2 separate regions of the Homo sapiens genome follow, and region 1 is linked to region 2. A link is a loop called in an ENCODE intact Hi-C map of the cell type or tissue named here. Cell type or tissue: mammary epithelial cell. All regions are shown on one strand. Links, peaks and the distances in the headings refer to the core of each region. The heading gives the core; the rest is flanking DNA.

Region 1 (10,639 bases), core at 1,246-9,245, 94 kb before region 2:
CTCTGGGTGGCTTTATTTTAATTAGAAAAAAATAGAATGGAAAAGTTTCAATTGTAAACACACAAAGGTTCTGTTGGTAAGTAGGAGTTTGGCAGAAGAAAGACCCATGGTGAGCTTAGCTGAAGTTTATTGGCTCAAAAACAAGAACAATTTTGAAGGAAATTAGGATAGTTTTTTTAAAGTGACAATTTTCTCCATCAGGTAGATTACACTATTTCCTGTTATTTTATGATACCGATATTTCACTTACACATTTTCTCCAGAGCCCATAAAATTTTCCATCTGGGGTACAGTTTTCTAATCCCTTTGTAAGCCTTGGATTCAGTTTCTCCTTTTCTTTTTTTCCTCACTTTCTTTTTTTTTTTTTTTTTAAAGTGTCAGTCTCCAGGAACCTTTATCAGATAGCAGGGAACATGTTTACATCTTAGCTAAAGAGCTTATCCACTCACAGAAAGCTTCCCATATAGCCCTGGAGGACAGAGGGTGGAAGTAAAAATCAGGCTTAACTACTAAAATTACCTCTGCCTGAAACTTTAGCTTATGCCTTAAACAGCTTACAACTAAAATCCTTGAAAATGAAGACTCAGGGCTTCCAGCCGATAGATGTTTTCCACACAGGAGATGAAAGAGCAGGTACAGCCTGGGTTTCTTTCAATGGGAAGGAAGAGCAATTGGTTGCGGTCTGTAGGAAAAGAAAAAAAGCAAATGTCCTTTAAAAGCTTAATAGTACCAAGAAGATCTTTTTCTCCCTTTCTCTCCCAGTGGAACCATAAAGTCCTCCCAGGCAAAGACCGGGCCGACAAAAAGAAAAAGAGAGAACAAAAGCTGAAGCATCATGTGGATAGAGTTACAGACTGATCACAACTCACGTGATGACATTTTATGACTGATGGAACAAAACGGGAAACAGTTATTTCTTAATGGACATTATTTCCTGTTTCTGGAATACAGTGGTTTGTTTCATTCATTCGTGCCACATAGCAGGTCAGTTGGCTTCCCAGCACTCACCTTTGTTTATTGGCATGCAATGGTTTAACTTTTCTCCCACTGGACATATCCTTGCTCTGCCGCCTTCCTGTACCAACAGTTTTTGTCATCCCTTTCAGAATTTTAACAACATTCTGAGAAAGTTTGTTTAGAGAAAATATGGGAAGGATAACAAACGAATTTTCAAGTAGGAAAGCTGGGAGTGAATATTGGGTTCTAAAAGGTGAAGAACTTCCTCTGTTCAAATGAAGGGGAGGATAGCCAGGCTGCTAGCTGTGGGATCACATCAGTGACCAGCAGCGAGTTTGGCACTCAGGCAGAGCACACATGGAGAGGGCTTGAGAATATCCCCATGAGTGTGCAATGAGACAGAGAAATGTAAGCTATGCCCAAGAGCCTCTTGTGGGCAGGATGCCGTGGCATTTAAGCATCGGTAACATTGCTTTCTTCCTTCTCAATGTACTGGAGTATCATTTCAGTGTTAGGACTCAGACTATCTGCTTCAATATACAGCCAAAGTTAATATGAAGGTTTACACAATTATCTAGATAATTCATACAAAAAAGAAAACTACCAGGGAAACAAAAGCTTCACAGTATCTCCACTCAAAAGGCCTGACTGCTCATCCACCAAAATCAAACTCAAAATACTACCTGACCTAGTAAATCCTTGATTCATATTTGCCCAGTGAATCAATGAATGGGATGAATGAGTAAACTGAGTAAATCACTGACTCTATTTTATTCTCCACTTTACTTAAATCAGTAGCACCTCAGCTTATGAACTGAGATATTTTATACTGAATATTTCACATTTCTTCCCTAAATATTTTACACAAAAATCCAAAAGTTGCCAGCTGTTTGAAGACTCCAGGTTACTTTTACAAAAGAAAAACCACTTCTTAAAATTATGGTGTCAGCCAAAAAACCGCCCAGTCTTTTGGCTGCAAAAGTGTCAAAATGTAGGCTTCTTCCTGGGGACTAAAATTGTCTCTTGGAGAAAAATATCAGGTGGGAATTACCTGGAGAACAATTTACTAAAAGAGAGTCATTAACATCATGTTAAAGACATTGTTTAAGGAAGTAGCATGTAATAAATGATTTATTCATTAATTTGAAATATCATTTTATCATTGCTCTAAATGGTTATATTTGGAGTCTGACTATTCTCATTTATTTCTGTCCCCCATTTAGAAGTTAAATATTCTTATGACTTCATATAGCAAGAACAACACGTGTAGGTAAAATCAGGAAATACAAAAGGAACGAAAAAGGAAATTGCATTTTGTGCAGCTCCTACTGAGATAGCTAGTGACATTTGTTTTCCCCAGTGCCAGTGCTGTCAGAAATCCTTATCCACACATCTCCCTTATTACTCTAATTTGTCAAAATGATGGGTAAGTAAGAAAATAAACCTTTTTTCTCAATCTGTAATCAAATTATTAAAGCAACATGTTTGTAGTTATTGAAGCTCCCTCCGGCCTTCCTCACACTTCATGTTCTCAGCAAACCGAAATTCTCTGAATTAAAGTTCCCTGCTCGCAGCTCTCTTGTCTCCCTGTCTAAAACACTTGTTCCTCGAATATTTATTTAACCTCTGCAGACTCAGTTTATTTTTGTCTTTATTTTTAGCAGGGGGTGGTGGCACGCACCTGTAGTCCCAGCTACTTGGGAGGCTGAGGCAGGAGAATCATTTGAACCCAGGAGGCGGAGGTTGCAGTGAGCCAAGATTGCACCATTGCACTCCAGCCTGGCAACAGAATGAGACTCCGTCTTAAAAAATAAATAATAAATAAATAAATACAATAAAAAACTCACACCATTAAACAACTCTCCATTTCTCCCCTCCCCCTAGCCCCTGGCAACCACCATTTTACTTTCTGTCTTTATGAATTTAACTATTCTAGGTACCTTTCTTTTATAAGCATCTAGAATATACCTTATCATATATATATATGGAATCATGTGATATTTGTCCTCTTGTAATTGACTTATTTCACTTAGTATAATGTCCTCAAGGTTTATCCATGCCATGGCATGTATCAGAATCCCCTTTCTTTTGATGGCTGAATATTATTCATTCTATCATCTATCTATCTATCTATCTATCTATCTATCTATCTATCTATCTATTTATCTTTCGATGTATCTATCTATCTGGATATGTGGAGCTGTCCCATTGATGGACTTTTGGGAAGTTGTTTGTTTTTATTGACAGACGTTTGTGGATCTGTTCACTAAACTGTTGCCACCATGCAGACACAATGTCCCTTCCCCCTAAAATGAATTACATTTTTACATCCAAAAAAAAAAAAAGGGAAATAGGTCGGGTGCGGTGGCTCACGCCTGTTATCCCAGCACTTTGGGAGGCTGAGGCAGGCGGATCACAAGGTCAGGAGATCGAGACCATCCTGGCTAACACGATGAAATCCCGTCTCTACTAAAAATACAAAAATTAGCTAGGCGTGGTGGCGGGCGCCTGTAGTCCCAACTACTCGGGAGGCTGAGGCAGGAGAATGGCATGAACCCTGGAGACAGAGCTTGCAGTGAGCCGAGATAATGCCACTGCACTCCAGCCTGGGCGACAGAGCGAGACTCTGTCTCAAAAAAAAAAAAAAAAAAAAAAGAAAATAATTGCTCACATTACATTTCCCATAAAATGACCTTGTATGACCCAATCAATATACAAATATTTTGACTTTTCACAATTCAGATGTCTGAATCATTAGATTCTACTACTCATTTGATGTAAATAAAAAGTTATTCAATTCCTAAAGATTTATTCGCAAGCCAAATTCAATGTCCACGCTTTTGGAAATTCAAACTATAATACTATGGAGCTAGCTTTTGGATATTAAACTTTAAGGAAACCATGCTTCTTAAAAAGCATATTAACTTAGCCCTGGTCCACAGCTGCATTGCTCAGAGTACTTGTATACTAAAATTTGCTTTAAAAAGGAGCCAATTTCTTTCTTTTCCATATGCGATCTGTTACACTAGCAATATTCTAAGTGTAACGAGGGGCTTGGAAATGGGAAGATCACTAATTTGAATCTAGTATTTATTGATAAAATACAGGACACCCAATTCAATTTGAATTTTAGATAACCAATGAAGAATGTTTTAGTATAAGTATGTCCCATGTGACATTTGAGACATACTTATGTTAAAAAATTCTTCATTATTTATCTGAAACTCAAATTTAACTGGACATTCTCTATCTTTATTTGCTAAATAGGACAATCCTATGTGATTCCTACCCTGATCTGTAGGAACTTGAGCCAAGAGACAGATGGAAAAGATAACTGAATGAAAGTGTGCTAACACTAGGGGGCGCTGCAAGAAACAGAGTGAGGCCATACTGGGAATTGAAGAAAGAACAGTAAGGTTCTCCTGGCTCCACTGTGAAGAGCACTTGAGGAACACATAGGAGAGGAGTGACTTCGGCATGTATAACCATCAGAGCCACATAAACCAGCCCCAGCAGGGACAGGGCGCAGCCGCGCAAGCCAAGTCACTAGCAACCAGGAAGCCTCCAAGTCCAGCAGCCAGGGCAACAGAAGCAGCAGCTATGGCTACTGAGCAGCTGATCAGATGCTGGCCTCCACAACCACCAACAAAGAATTTTACTGGCTTCCAAGAAGGACAACTGAGCCTCCCAGGGATCCTGCCAAAGAGGGTTGAGTGGATATCTGGGAACTAAGTTTCTAACAATTCTGGTGGAGTGGTGGGGGTACAATTCAAAGCCTCTTTATAATCCCACTGGTGTGGCCTCCTTCTTGCCCCCACACACAGACATATGCACATTCCCAGAGTGACGCTCTCAAAAGCCAAAGCTAACCGGACTTCTCAACAGCAGAAAATATATCATTTGCACCCCCACAACTTCCCAAAGTAGCCTTCTCCATGTTCTGCGTTGCTCTTCCCAACTTGCCTTCCAACATAGACATCTCCACCAACTCAGATACCTCACTGAACCACCCGCCCCGTCTTCCAGATATAAGGGAAAACACTTCAAAGTTAAAAAGACAATTGTGATTCCAAAAATGATTAAAAAAAAAAAAAGGTCTGTGCCAAAAATAACAGCAACAAAAAGTGTGTTAAGATAAGTCTTACTGGCCAGGTGCAGTGGCTCACTCCTGTAATCCCAGCACTTTGGGAGGCCAAGACGGGTGGATCACCTGAAATCACGAGTTTGAGACTAGTCTGACCAATGTGGAGAAATCCGTCTCTACTAAAAATACAAAAATTAGCCGGGCATGGTGGCCCATGTCTGAAGTCCCAGCTACTCCAGAGGCTGACTCAGGAGAATCACTTGAACTGGGGAGGCAGAGGTTGCAGTGAGCCAAGATCATGCCACTGCACTCCATCCTGGGCAACAGAGCAAGACTCCATCTAAAAAAATAAAAAACAAGAGAAGTAAGTATTACCAAATGCCAAAGTATCAGTTCTAAGCAAAATGTTCTTTTTTTCAGACACTTCCTTTTCTGGATCCTTAAGAGAAATACAGGAATTGTAAATAACAGAGTTGAAAAGCTAATAATCTCTTCGCATCTTCCCTCTGGCTTCAAATTTCACTCACGTTCTCTGTTCAAGAAACTTGGCAGCTTGGAAACCAGGTACTGAAATTACGCGAAACTATAGTGTTATAAGTGTTCACACATACTATAAGTGTGTACACATACTATAGCTATCCGCCAGCTACACATACCTTTCCTTAGAAAATGACAAATCCATTTGAAATCAGGGTGAAACATTTAGATAGGCTTAACACTTATGTGTCCCGAGTCTCTCTTATCAGAGGAAGAAAATATAAAAATAACGAGTCCTAGGCTTACACAGTGACCTGAGCCACAAGCTGGGTGCAAAAACCCAGGTTTTGGGTTTAACCAACAGAGGAGAAATACTGGCTGGCTCTTCTGAAGAAAATTACTCACAATGCATTGCTAAAATTTATTCTTGAGAACAAAACCAGAAAGAAGGGATGAATTGGGACATAGAAAAAAAAACTTAAGCTTGATTCAGCTATCAACCGAGAGACCCTAGAATTGATGGTGACAGAGCAAACAGCAATTGTCCAGGGAGTACTTAAAACCACCTCTGTGTGTGATCATTGCCTCTATGATATGATTTCAGGGTTCTGGGAAATGTTTCTCATGTTGGTTGGCCATATATACCAGGCATTGCCAATAGTAACTAATAAAGACATCTATAAAAAATGTATAAGGAAATAGAAAACAAATACACAAATACACCATATTATTGCAATTTATGTTTTCACAAAAAACTCCTGTCACATTGCAACGTTGGTCAAAAAGATCTTCAGAGCATAACTCTGGGCAGAACTGTTCCTGCTCCTGGAAAAGTGAACCACAGTTTACAGCCAACACCCCAGTCAGAATGTCTTCTTGCCTTTGTCTAGTGCTTTGTAGATTACAAAACTGTTCTGTGAACATTTTCTCCTTTGATTCTCAGAATTTGTGTGTGTAGTGGACATTATTATTACTATTTTGTGTTTAAAGGAACCAAAGATCTTACCTACTTCTTCCAGCTTACTTCCCACCACATTCCTCTTATCTCTCTCCCCCAACCTCTCCAGGCTCCCTCTGGCCTTCCTCACACTTCGTGTTCTCAGCAAACTGAAATTCTCTGAATTCAAGTTCCCTGCTTGCAGCTCTCTTTTCTCCCTGTCTAAAACGCAGTTCCTTTCTTTCAAAGCACTTGCTCCTCGGATATTTATTTAACCTCTTCAGACTCAGCTTAAACCATGAGAAAGCTCTCTCTGACCCTTTAAGACAGACGTGTCTCCTCTGCACTGCCATAGGCTCCTTCCTGTAGGTCCCCTAAAATAGCTCTTATGGCACTTGGTTTTAATGACCTGCTTAATGGTCTGTCTTCCTCACTCAGCTTAGAGTCCATGAAGGCAGAAATCATCTCCAGTGCTGAAAAGATGTAGGTACCTAAAAAATATTTGTTGAAAGAATGAATAAAGTTACTTCCTCAGGCTCACAGAAAGGTGAGTGTCAGACCTGGGATGAAAATTCTGATCTGCTTCCAGTAAAGGGCCAGTTGTTATGTGGTTGACTGACACATGTGTTTTCAAGATGAAAGAGAGTATAACCATGTCAAAGAATGTTCAGAATAACTAGATCAGGTGAAGAACTCTCAGTAAATGTTAATCAACAAAATGTTAAAATTCACTAGACAAATCTGGGATATATCACCAAACTATTCACAATATGCCAAAGTCACACTCTTGACCTTCTTCTAGTGGAAATCATAGCTCCAAGAGGAAAAACACAGTATGTAATCTAAATGTTGGCCACAATGTCCCTCAAAAAGCATCAAACTGGAGCTTGACCATCATCTTGTCCCTCAATTAAGCAACTTTGTGTTAAATGCAAAGATGGTGCTGCTGACTCACACAAAGTTCTTTGCAATTTGAACACACAAGGTCATCCCTGAACAAGGTGAAAGTTGCTTCTGATGTTGTCTCAGCATCAAAAACTTGACAAAATTAGTCAGCATTCTTCACCAGTATCAAAGTCATCTTTAACTTGCGTATTTGTCTGCAGCTGTTATATCATCTTTCTATGTCTTTCTCCTTGGCTGTTCCTTTGTTCATGTAAATTTGCATTCAGGCCCTCCTTCTCCACCAAATGTTCTGACTGCTTTCTTTTCTCCCCTTGGAACAGAAGCATATGGCTTGCATCTGAAATCTATCCCTCTCATTTCTTTTTTGGCCAATCCGGTTAAACAATTGGCTCCACTGCTTTTCTCCACCAAAATGACTGGGTGTTTCACTTGCTTACCCAAAGGGTAGAGTTATCTGACTTTAAGCAGATGAGCCAACATTAATTTTGCAATTTGGAAGCTAAAGTATTGTCTCTGATCACAAAGTTTATAGGCATTAAAATCAACTCAGCTCAACTAGAAACAATTTCAAATCTTTCCTGCGAATTCAAAACAGAAACTTCTAAAAAGATAGTTTCATTACTTTTAGGGAGACATTTAAACACTACCTCTTCATATTTCCTTGGAAGGGAAAAAAAATACATTTCATTCCAAAGAGGAAAAAAATGGGAAAGGCGTTTTTGTCCTTTCTATCTGTTCTTTACTTCCTAAGAGCAGAAGAGTAAATTATCAGATTGGCAAGAATGGAAGAAGGAACTGAACACTGGCAAGAATGGAGGAAAGGGCAGTGTAACCAGCCCCTTCCAACAGATTCCAACATGTCCCAATTTCACTCCTTCCCTGGGCAAGAAAGCTAGGGCAGGGGGAAAGCCTGCAGTATTCTTACTGGGCTGTCTGCAGCTTGGTGAGTACATTGGTTCAACTCATGGGGAAGCAATTAGGTAACCTAATTATAGCCTCTCCTCCAAGCCATGTTTCCGAATCTGCTATTTCCAGTACAAAAAAAAGACTGATATTCATTTATCTTATCCCACTATCTATCTGGTTTAGAATTTAGAGGGAGACAGGAGAATGATTCATTACCAAATTTCAACACGTGTCTAATTTTCTGTTCCTTGGCTGATTATGTTGCCTACATCTCACGGCCACCAGAGAAATGCAGGCGTTTATAATCTTACGTACCATAGTCTGAATCCTGCTGCTTACAAGATTTGTGAGCATGGGCTAAACAAATTAACTTCTTTATGCCTCAATTCTGTCACTTCAAAACAGGACCAAAAATAGCTACCACATTCTGTTTCTACAAGAATGTAGTGAGTGAATTATATACAGTTTCTATCTAGCTTGGTACCCGATACAAATAGGTCTTGGTAGCTCTGTCACTTACAAAGTATAAGATGCTTTCCCAAAGTACCCATAATGATCAAACTAAGCAGAGAATAGAGGATGTTATCGGCATATAATGTGGAACATTTTTTTTTTTCTGAAGAGAGGGTGTATTATCGAAAAGAAACATCCCAGGTGGTTCAGATTTACTAAATACTGTTCAGCTCCCTCTGTCTTTCCTTCTGGGGATCTCTTGCCATAGTACTGCTGAGAAAAGAGTGGGTAAGAAGCTCCTTTTTATTGTAAAGCTAAAAGAAATGGCATAGCACCTGGTCACCCATTCTAGTGGTAACGAAACAAAAAGCTATGATCTTCCCCTCAAGCCTGCAACAGGGTCTTTCGAGAACCTCAGGAAAAAAGCCTCTGAGATTTTCAGCTCACGTGAGCAAATCCAAAGAGTTAGATAACTGAGATAAAGAACTCTGGTAGACTAAGTGGAGGCCATTGCATTTGAACAAATACCTTTGAAAGGTAGGAATATTCTTTGAATTTTTTCCCCTCCTAGAAACTGAAACTAGGGGTATTTAGGATCTCTTTATCCTGCCCTCTTGTGCAATTTCCTTTTCACTCTCAAATTCTTTTTGCTGTGCTTGTCATCACTTCATATTCTATGGACTGTATAAGCTGTCCTTTGTTCCTGCTATTTTAAGCTTCCTCCTTATCGCAGGACTGATGGTCTTAGCATCAGGTTTGAAACCCCTAGACATGCTGGAGCCACACTGCAGAATCCCAGCAGAGCTGAAGGGGTCCTTTTTCTTTCCCGAGGTGTTTTCAGTTTCTGAGGTTCAAATCATGAAAACAAAAGAGTTATTTCCTTTAACAGAGGCTCTAAGAGCATTTTTATTCTAACAAAACGCTATGTTTTAGTAAAAGAATCTGGTTGGAGATTGCCCCTGTAGTAGTTTCCTACAATGAGAAAAACTGGCTTCAAATGGCAGTTGTGTGTACCATGTATGTATTTTGATTTTTCTGATGCTACGTGTCCATATTAGAAGGACATAACATAGTTAGCTTCAGTTTGAACACAGGGTCAATCTTATCTACATGTAGAAGCTATCTAAGGCACTTTAGTCTTTCTTACCTGCTTGCTGGTATCTGAGATTCCCTCAGTAGAAGAGAGAGCCCTTCAATTCCCAGTTAGCAATAAGGATTAACACTGAAAATGCAAAAACAGTGGTTCTCCACCTGGTCTATTTCCACCTGAGTACACCTGAAGGATATGACACACGTAATAGGAGCTTATGGTAACAGTCAATCTCACCAGGTTGAGATTAGGAGAGCAAAGAGCTTTCAGAGAGTAAGATTTGATAGGGAGATAGACACTGGGAGAAAGGAGCCATAGAATGGAGAGGTCAGGACCATTAAGACAAATTTGAAGGACTCCCAATTCCTGTCCAAGGCTTACCCTGTCAACAGTAAAAAGCAAAAAAACACTTACATGAGCCATAGTTTCTGTATCATGGAGACTCTCATCTAGTACTTATATACCAATTGTTCAAATCACTAGCCTCCCTATATCTGCTTTTAAGTGGGTCTGACAAAATCCACAGTTTGCAGCCACCCCTGCCTTCTCAGAGGCATAACTCATCCAGCTATCTCTGCAGAGCAGATAGGGACCCCATGACAAAGTTATAAAGATAGGAACTTAGTCACTGTTTATTAGGAAATATTGGGTGTTCCATACAAAAAGAGGGATCTTATACATTTTTAATTCTTATACCTTCTTCATGAAGTATTAATATACTGCTTTTTTTGTTGTTGTTTGAGATGGAGTCTTGCTCTGTTGCCCAGGCTGGACTGCAGTGGTGTGATCCCGACTCACTGCAACCTCCACCTCCCGGGTTCAAGCAATT
Region 2 (10,639 bases), core at 1,313-9,312:
ATAGAAAAGGAAGGAGATTCATACAATTAGACCCTTGGGTGCCCTCATGAATTTTACACAAGACTTATTCTACAGATCTGCCCCTGTGGTCCAAAACCTCCACTAAAAGAAGAGAATGTGGAGGCAACAATGGCTCTATGATAGGTAAGAAATGTTCTTTGCGAATTAAAGAAAGCAGATAAACATGACTTGAGGGCTGGGTACACTACGCTCTGGGCTTGGCATGCATTATTTTATTTTATTTAATCCTCAAAATGTTCCTGTAGGGTAGATTAAGGAAGCAAACTCAAGGAGGTTAACTAACTTGCCCAATGCCTCCCAGTGAACAAGTGTGAAGAGATGATCCAACTCAATCCCGAGTCATTTTCCCACTTCAGTGCTGGATTTTTAAAGGCCAAACAAGTTATTGAGTCAAGAAAACATTCAATGACAGAGGCAAAGATTTTTAAATAAGATTAAAATAAATGCTGGTACAAGATGAAAATATAAGATAGTGGAACGTATACACAATGAATGTTGGCATAAAGCTACAGCTTTAAAGATACAGCTTAATAGCAGTCCATCTCCTAGGAATCAAACCTTGCCTTGAAAATACTCCCAGTTGGGAAAGTAAGACATCACTTATCTAATTCTGAATAAATGGTATAATTAACCTACTATGGAACAGGAATAAGAAAAACAATGGTTGAGAAGCAGTTTTCAGGCATTCTGATCTGCCTCATTGACTAAAAACTGGTAACATTCACAGAACTCATCGTTTTGTCTCTAAATTCTTCCCCTAGCTAATCTGCAACAGTGCATTTTTACAAAATGCTTTGCATATTTCTGTGCTGCTAATTAGCACAGTGTATTATCTTATTCACATAGCTAACATTTAGACATACTACCTAGAACTAAACATTGTCTCCATTGCTGAATTAATTACTTATGATATACATGTCAAATGTCTATGACATATACATACATATACATGTATATATGTGTGTATATATATGTCCAGTTTCACTAAAGACACAGAATTTTTAAAAATTATGGCCATATCGACCAAATAAGCAGAAAAGACACATAATGCCAAATCTATATAAATCTTCCACCTTATAGAAAAGGAGTACATTTAGATTATCTTACTTGGAAAGAGTCCAAAGAGCAGCAAAGAGACTCTGAAGCTTTTTCTCTTTTAAATCCTACTAGGAGAACTACGATAAGAGCTTCCTCAACCACAGAGCACTGGTAGGCTCAGAAAACAGACAATCTCATCCTCTCACTTGGGTGAAAGGTCCTCTGGATCTTTTTCACTAGCTCCAGACTCATGAACAGGCCACATATAAACCACCCAAGAAATACAGTTAGTTAGCTACATAATTCTCAAACACAGTAGCGACTTTTGTCTGGTGGATTTGTTGTCTTGAACTTCATGGCCAAAGAGTTCTTAACCCACTTGTTGCATGTTAACTCCATTCTTCTTATCCAGTCCTTAGTGGAAACAGGAAACAGCTGCTTTCCATCACTCAGAGAATATCCCTCATATTCTTGGAGACTATGATTAAGTCCCCCTCAGCGTGCTTGCTTGCTTTCTCTAAACTAAATAAACCCAGTTCCTTTAGACCATATTTAAAGGTGTAATTTCCCAAACCTTTAATCATTTGGGTTGCTAACAAGGATGAATGATGCTATATAAAAGTATTCCTCCTACAGCTTCATGATTTTGCTTCAGAACTATCTAGAAAACCTTCTAATCACATCGTAAAGTCTTGAATCTTAACTTGAAAGGTATCTTCTTCCTAAGAATAGGCACAACCTCACTATCCTCTGTTTATCTCCCATTTATCACCCACACTAAATTGAACTGTAAGAGAAGAAGGCATGGAAAATCAACCTGCTGCTTACATTCAAAAGTTTATACAGGAAGTGACCAGATCAGTCAACTTCCCATTCTATTTTAGCCTTTGCTGTCTGTCTTTCTCAGGTCTCCAAACAACAAGAGTATTGAATGTTAGTAGTTGTGGATATGTAGCTGTTAATTGTTTTTCTAGATTCATGAGTCATTTGCTTCTAAATTTCTTTATACTTTTTTTTTTTTTGAGACAGGGTCTCACTCTATCACCCAGGTTGGAGTACAGTGGTGTGATCTTGGCTCACTGCAACCTCCGCCTCCAGGGTTCAAGTGATTCTCTCGCCTCAGACTCCGGAGTAGCTGGGACTACAGGTGTGCGCCACCCATGCCCGGCTAATTTTTTATATTTTTAGTAGAGACGGGGTTTTGCCATGTTGCCCAGGCTGGTCTCGAGCCACCCACCTCAGCCTCCCAAAGTGCTAGGATTACAGGCTTGAGCTACCACGCCCGGCCTCTTTATGTATCTTATCATGACAAAGATAATTTAGTTGAATAGTAGAAGCTCTCTTAACTGGCCTCCCCTTAACTGGCCAGAGTAACCAGCATTCTCCATTAATTCTGTGTTTTATAATATATATTGGCTGATGCCCAAAGCACACTGGGGATCATTGGGGAAAGTTACTCTCCAAGCACTTCCACTCTTACCAGTTGAGTTGTATGCTTAACAAATATCAATTTTATACATTTCTTTTTTTCCCTAGAAAGCATGAAATGATATACATTTCTAAACCTGCTTATGACACTTGGACTTGTTATTGTAATTATGCAAGTTAATTAAATGGTCTAGAAACTGATGAAATGCAGGACCAAAAGTAAAGAGAGCTGTTTCTTCTCCGAAAGCCAGTTGACTGTCTTGGAAAGTCTTCATAAAGACAAGTTCCTATAGGAAAGAAAGTTTTTTGGAAAACAGTTTGCTAGTTCCTCAAAAAGGCAAACATTGAATTACCCCATGATCCAGAAATTCCATTCTTAAGATATATAGCCAAAAGAACTGAAAGCTGGCACTCAAGCAATACTTATACATCAATGTTCATAGCAGCATTACTCACAATAGTCAAAAGGTGGGAAAAAATTCAAGTACTCATCAAGAGATGAATGCATAAACAAAATGTAGTACACTCATCCACTAAGATATTATTCAGCCATAAGAAAGAATAAAATTCAGACACATGCTACATGACATGGATGAACTCTGAGGATTATGCTAAGTGAAATAAGCTGACACAGAAGGACAAATATTGTGATTCCACTTACAAAAGGTACTTTAAATAGGCAAATTCATAGAGATAAAAAGCAGAATAGGCCAGGCACAGTGGCTCACGCCTGTAATCCCAGCTCTTTGGGAGGCCAAGGCAGGTGGATTACCTGAGGTCAGGAGTTTGAGACCAGCCTGGCCAACATGGTGAAACCCCGTCTCTATTAAAAATACAAAAATTAGCTGGGTGTTGTGGCACACACCTGTAATCCCAGCTACTCGGGAGACTGAGGCAGGAAAATTGCTTGAGCCCAGGAGGCGGAGGTTGCAGTGAGCTGAGATCGTGCCACTGCACTCCAGCCTGGCTGACAGAGCAAGACTCTGTCTCAGAAAAAAAAAAAAAAAAAAAAAAAAGATGCTCATGGATAGGGAGAATCAATATCGTGAAAATGGCCATACTGCCCAAGGTAATTTATAGATTCAGTGCCATCCCCATCAAGCTACCAGTGGCTTTCTTCACAGAATTGGAAAAAACTACTTTAAAGTTCATATGGAACCAAAAAAGAGCCCACATTGCCAAGACAAACCTAAGCCAAAAGAACAAAGCTGGAAGCATCATGCTACCTGACTTCAAACTATACTACAAGGCTACAGTAACCAAAAAAGCATGGTGCTGGTACCAAAACAGAGATATAGATCAATGGAACAGAACAGAGCCCTCAGAAATAACACCACACATCTACGACCATCTGATCTTTGACAAACCTGACAAAAACAAGAAATGGAGAAAGGATTCCCTATTTAATAAATGGTGCTGGGAAAACTGGCTAGCCATATGTAGAAAGCTGAAATTGGATCCCTTCCTTACACCTTATACAAAAATTAATTCAAGATGGATTAAAGACTTAAATGTTAGACCTAAAACCATAAAAGCCCTAGAAGAAAACCCAGGCAATACCATTCAGGACATGGGCATGGGCAAGGACTTCATGTCTAAAACACCAAAAGCAATGGCAACAAAAGCCAAAATTGGCAAATGGGATCTAATTAAACTAAAGAGCTTCTGCACAGCAAAAAGAAACTACCATCAAAGTGAACAGGCAACCTACAGAATGGGAGAAAATTTTTGCAATCTACCCATCTGACAAAGGGCTAATATCCAGAATCTACAAAGAACTTAAACAAATTTACAAGAAAAAATCAAACAACCCCATCAAAAAGTAGGCAAAGGATATGAACAGACACTTCTCAAAAGAAGACATTTATGCAGCCAACAGATACATGAAAAAATGCTCATCATCACTGGCCATCAGAGAAATGCAAATCAAAACCACAATGAGATACCATCTCACACCAGTTAGAATGGCAGTCATTAAAAAGTCAGGAAACAACAGGTGCTGGAGAGGATGTGGAGAAATAGGAACACTTTTACACTGTTGGTGGGACTGTAAACTAGTTCAACCATTGTGGAAGACAGTGTGGCAATTCCTCAAGGGTCTAGAAGTAGAAATACCATTTGACCCAGCCATCCCATTACTGGGTATATACCCAAAGGATTATAAATCATGCTGCTATAAAGACACATGCACACGAATGTTTATTGCGGCACTATTCACAATAGCAAAGACTTGGAACCAACCCAAATGCCCATCAATGATAGACTGGATTAAGAAAATGTGGCACATATACACCATGGAATACTACACAGTCAAAAAAAGGATGAGTTCATGTCTTCTGTAGGGACATGGATGAAGCTAGAAACCATCATTCTCAGCAAACTATCGCAAGGACAGAAAACCAAACACCGCATGTTCTCACTCATAGGTGGGAATTGAACAATGAGAACACTTGGACACAGGAAGGGGAACATCACACACTGGGGCTTGTCCTGAGGTGGGGGGAGAGGGGAGGGATAGCATTAGGAGATATACCTAATGTAAATGACAAGTTAATGGGTGCAGCACACCAACATGGCACATGTATACATATGTAACAAACCTGCACATTGTGCACATGTACCCTAGAACTTAAAGTATAATAATAAAATAAATAAATAAGAAGAAAAAAAAGAAGCAGAATAGAGGTTAGAGGTTAGTAGGGGTGTAGAAGGTAATTAGAAGGTATTGTTTAATGGGTACAGAGTTTCTGCTGGCGATAAAAAAAGTTCTAGAAATGGATAGTGGTGATGGCTATACAATATTGTGGTGAATGTACTTAATGCTGCTGACTTGTATACTTAAAGGATGGTTAAACTGTAATGTTTATATTATGTATATTTTATCACAATAATTTTTTTTCTAATTTTAGGTGTGAGAGAGACAGCTACAGAAGAAATAATACGATAAAAAGTTAGAAGAATCCTACACTCAGGTTGCTCAGCAATTGTCCTTAAACATCTCTACTTCAGAAAAATAAAAATAGAAATTGTAGATGATGCACTATAAATGTGATTTATACAAAACAAAATGACATGGATTGGTAATTGGCACATCCATGTCAAAGAAAAGTCCTTGGCCTTTCACAAAAAGAACTCAGCCTCAGCATGTGAATGTGTATGTATACATCCATATGTACATACATATATATTTGTTTTAAGTTTTAAAAATTTAAGGTTTGCATCTCTCTCTTTCTGTTTCTCTCTCCTATGTTTTTCTAATCCCTGGCTTTAACTGATTTTTTAATCTTTAACTGACCAACAACTGTTTCTGATTGAATTAGAAAAGGGGGCTTCTCATGTATTAAAAATAAGATTTAGCTGTCTTTGGCTTAGCTGCCACCCACAGTGATGTTTGAATGCCACCTTCATTACATTACTGATATATAATCATTAGATATAATATGTGTGAAATACCCACATATCGCCTTCAGCAAGGCTCCAAGCTCTTCATTGAATTACACAACTCCCTACACAAAAGCATCCATTCATTTCTCTGCCATTGGAAAGCAGCCAACTGGGCAGTGGATAAAGGTGAAAGTCACTGATGTTACCCAATAGTTTGAGGGGGGAAAAAACAAGTAGAAGTCTAGATGCAAAATTATAGCCAGAAGAAATCTTAACCTTAAAATAAAAATGCTGTAAAACAACTCAGGACTTGGGTTAGACACTAAGGGCAACATCTCTTACACGTCTATGAGACATTGCAAAGAGTTATAAGAAAGCATTGGGAATTCAATGTTACTTTCCAAATTCATACATCAACAGATCCACAGGAGACCATGGGGCTATTCAATCAGACTTCTAATGCAAAGGGAATTTAACTATAGTGCTGTAGAGAAAAATTGACACCAGGTTCATTAGTGTGGGCCCATCTTGTTTTTAAATGCATTTAATGTTTTTAACGCTTTAAATATGTTTAATCATTAAATATCTTTAAGTGTGTTCAGTGTTTAAATGTATTTAAATGTTTTAAATGTTTGCAGTGACTTGCAAGTAGTGATGAACAAATGATGAATCAAACATTCACTCTGCTGGCTGTGAGCACGAGTCTCTCAGATCTGCCTGACCTCAAGTCATTCACTTCAGCATTATGAAATACTGGCATTGGCAAGGCACTTTGAAACCATCTGCTTCAATCCCATACAGTTCATTCTCTAACATCTCTTTGTCTAAAGGCCTCTCATGACCGTGAACTCACTATTTAATGAGAAAGGTCGTCCCCCTTTTGGACAATCCATATTGTTGAGATTCTCCATTATCTTGGACTTAAAATTTCCATCAACTAGTCTTCCTTAATAATAGCGCCATTGCCTCATATTTGTACAACCATTGTAGTTTTTCAAATATTTGAACTTTTTGCCATGTTTTTAGCCCTTCACAGAAATCTTGTGGGATGAACATCATGGCCCTTATTATCTGCATTCTAAAAGAAACAGAAGACCAGGTCGGGCACGGTGGCTCACATCTGTAATCCTAGCACTTTGGGAGGCTGAGGTGGGCAGATTATGAGGTCAGGAGATCAAGACCATCCTGGCTAACACGGTGAAATCCCGTCTCTACTAAAAATACAAAAAATTAGCCGGGCGTGGTGGCTGGCACCTGTAATCCCAGCTACTCGGGAGGCTGAGGCAGGAGAATGGCGTGAACCCAGGAGACGGAGCTTGTGGTGAGCCGAGAACACACCACTGCACTCCAGCCTCCGTGATGGAGCAAGACTCCAACTAAATAAAAAACAAAAACAAACAAACAAACAAACAAAAAACGGAAGCCTGAAGCACTTAGGTGTGTTAACAAAGCCCTTCAGGAAGAGCCTGGACTAATGTCTTTCCCTCTTAATACCAGTGGAGAAGGCTTTCCAATATTGTTTTTCGCCCTCTGGAGCAAGATGTAAAATTCTTTCTTTTCCATGTCAGGCTCTAGTCACAAGAGGTGGCTTCCCTCAACTGATCCCTTTAAGGCAAAAGTTCAAGGTGTGTCACCATCCTTGTTAAAACCCTTTCCAATGTCTTCTTAAAATTAGTTCCTCAACAAACTCCAGATATGGTCTAACAGAATATGGAGATATACAGAACCTGTCAAATGTGAAGAGGGGAGTAGCTATTGCTTCCCTTGTTCTGGTCACTACTTTTAATGCAAACTATTTACTTTTGGCAGCAGCCACAACACATCATTGAGTCACAGAAATTTTTTTGTAAAATAAAACCTTTGTTCTTATTCACAAACTGTTGTTAAGTCAGATTTTTCCACTCCAAATCCTTTCTGGAATGAGGTGGAATAAAGAGAAAGAAATAATGCAAAGCAAGAAGGGAGGAGGGTTGGTCTTTCTAGCCCAGTGGTCTCCAATGTTAGCCTGCTTCAGAAACATCTGGAGTGCTCATTAACACAGATTGCTAAGCCCCATCCCCAGAGCCTCTGATTTAATAGGATGAGGTGGAGGCCCAAGAATCTGCATTTCTAACAAGTTCCCAGGTGATGTAGAAGCTGCTAACCAGGGATTACTCTGAGAACCACTGCTGTAGCCTGTATTTATATAATTCATTTTTCAAACATAAATGCAAATTACACATATATATCTGTTAATGTTGAACTCTATTATCTGACCCAAGTTTTAGCCTTTTGGAATCTCTCTGAATTTTCAGTTTGCTATTCAATGTATAAGCTACTCTTCGGAGCCACAGAGCACTAGCAACAGTGCAGCCAATGTCTTCATCATGTTGGTGATAACAATGTTAAAATCATAAGGCCAAAACCAGAACCTGTTGCTGGCTTCTTAGTTACCTCCTTCCTGGTGGCCATTTCTGAAATCAACACTCTGTGATATGCAGGGTATACAGCAGAAAAAAGTGGAATTTCACTCATTGACTAAGGGTCCTGGCCATCTGGGCCACCTGACAATCAATCCATTCCATTTACTCAGTGGTCCCTTAGAGTTCTTTGAAGAAGCCATAGGGCTGTGCCAAGTGCCTTTGAAAATCATTAGCGTAGCGAAAAGGTGCAGAGGCTTTGGAGTCAGACAAGCCTAAACTATGGCTTACTGGATCTATAATTCTCTCATCAATGAAAAGGAATAGTAAAACGCACCTTGTATGTTTGTCGAGAAAATTAAGTGTCACGGAGTAGGGAGAGCATCAGTCACATTGCCTGGTATTCAATACGTGTGAGTTATTGTTATGATTATGTTCCCTACCTTGTCAAAAACTTTCAGAGGCTTCTAATGCCTAGTGAATAAACTCCAGATTCCTTAGTTCAGTATTGATAACACAACTGGCCACCAACCTATCATCTCACACGCGCCTTTCATCCCTAGAAGCCTAATCTAAACAATATCTCTAAAACATGGATTATATACTCCAAACTTCCAAACTTTGGCTTCTAACTAGCAACCCTATCAGAATGCCTTTCCCTCCTCCAGTTTTCTCCTAAAAAACAAAACAAAACAAGCCTTTCCACTCTTCTAATCCAAACTTGAAGCCCAGTTTTTCAATGACATGCTTACTTTCACTCTAAACTAAAGTCAGGTCCCTTTCCCTAGTTCCCCATGCAATGCTACGGGATTTGCTGAGCATGTGGTCCCTTGCGCATAGTGGCTTCAAGGGTAATCCTGGATGTGTGGAAATGTCCATTTCCTCCAATAGAATATTAAGCCCATACAAGAGAGAGGGAAACATAAACTTATTTAAATCCCCACAAACCCTTATATTTTGGTTTGCTGACACTGGTAGAATACATATTCATTGATTAATTTTGGAGAAATCTGACTCTCTAGGTCAAAACCGTGTTATTAAAGACCAAGATTTTCTCTCAGGCAGACAGGCACAGAGAACACACTCTTGTGAGCATTTCTTGGCTTACCTACAGCAGGAACAAATGATTCTCCAACACATCACTCCCACATCCATACTCTGGAAGGCTTTCATTGGCTTTGGAGGAGCCTTTTACCCTCATTCAAAGTAATAATAATAACTAATAATATTCAAATATTTAATATGATCAGTTAATTTGTTTGTTCAGTCATTCATTCATTGCCGAGCATCTTGTATGCACTTGAGTCCTCATTTATTCATTTGTTTGATTTTATTTTATACCTCACTTCCTCCAGTTTAGTTCAACAAATATTAAGCACTGGCTGTAAGCAAAGCATTGCATTATACGTATACCCCAGGATAATAAGATGGTGCCTGTTCTTAAAGGAGTGCATTGGGTAGTAAGGGAATATAGACATCTCAACAAAAACTTAAAACGATGTGTTCATAGGTTACCAGGAAATGTTACAGGCAGGGCATCTATCCTTGCCAGGTAGATGAGGTCAGGGAAGATTTCCTGTAGAGAGGAGAGTGTAAAAGGATGACTATGAACATCCAAAAAACCAGCACTAAGAGAACACAGTCCAGGTAATAGGGATGTGCTGGTTCATTAGAAGGGAGAACAAGGCCAGGCGTGGTGCCTCACGCCTGTAATCTCAGCACTATGGGACGCTGAGATGGAAGGATCGTTTGAGCCCAGAAGTTTGAGACCAGTCTGAGCAACATAATGAGACCTCACCTCTATGAAAACATTTTTAAAAATTAGCTGGACATGGTGGTGCACATCTGTAGTCCCAGTTACTCAAAAGGCTGGGGCAGGAGGATCTGTTGAGCCTGGGAGGTTGAGGCTGCAGCGAGCCAAGATTGTACCACTGCATTCCAGCCTGGGTGACAGAGCGAGACTCTGTCAAAAACAAAAAAAAAGAAAACAAAAAAACAAAAAAAACAAGAAGAAAGAAAGAAAGAAGGAAGGAAGGAAGGCATCCTCCTCTCTCTTCAGTGCCCTTTTATCTTTTCTAACAATATATACTAGGATTTAGGGAGAGTTGGCTTGATAGGTGTATGGGTAACCTAGAACTGTAGTAACAAAGTACCACAAACTGGGTGACTTATAACACTAACTTATCCTGTCACAAATCTGGGGGCTAGAAGTCTGAAATCACGGTGTTGGCTGGGCCATGATCTCTCTGACGCCTCCAGGGAGGATCCTTCTTTGCCTCTTCTAGCATCTGGTGGTTTGCTGGCAATTTTTGGTGTTCCTTGGCTATAGTTGCATAGCTTCAATTTCTGCCTTCATCTTCACATGGCAG

The links. A loop is a pair of places that touch in the nucleus more often than their neighbours do. Peaks named below come from ENCODE experiments on the same cell type or tissue, not always from the same donor. Only the 100,000 strongest peaks of a DNase experiment are listed, where the experiment ranks them.
Region 1: it touches region 2 in a loop (2.0-fold over the local background); 2 of 110 quality-filtered maps call a loop at or near these places.

Annotation. Positions count from the first base shown.
Region 1 is chr1:218,515,450-218,526,088 of GRCh38, reverse strand. LINC02869 (long intergenic non-protein coding RNA 2869) reads right to left here. Exons shown (of 3, transcript NR_146760.1): 2 at 2,639-2,736; 3 at 111-682. Among named protein-coding and RNA genes, the nearest start is that of LINC02869, 11 kb to the right of the region's middle. In mammary epithelial cell, for the core only: a CTCF peak has its summit at 4,315 (motif pointing right); no DNase peak of the experiment used is centred there.
Region 2 is chr1:218,421,837-218,432,475 of GRCh38, reverse strand. The region is part of intron 2 of TGFB2 (transforming growth factor beta 2); the gene reads right to left. Among named protein-coding and RNA genes, the nearest start is that of TGFB2-OT1, 15 kb to the left of the region's middle. In mammary epithelial cell, for the core only: no CTCF peak of the experiment used is centred there; DNase peaks (open chromatin) are centred at 6,035 and 6,575; H3K27ac peaks cover 1,527 bases.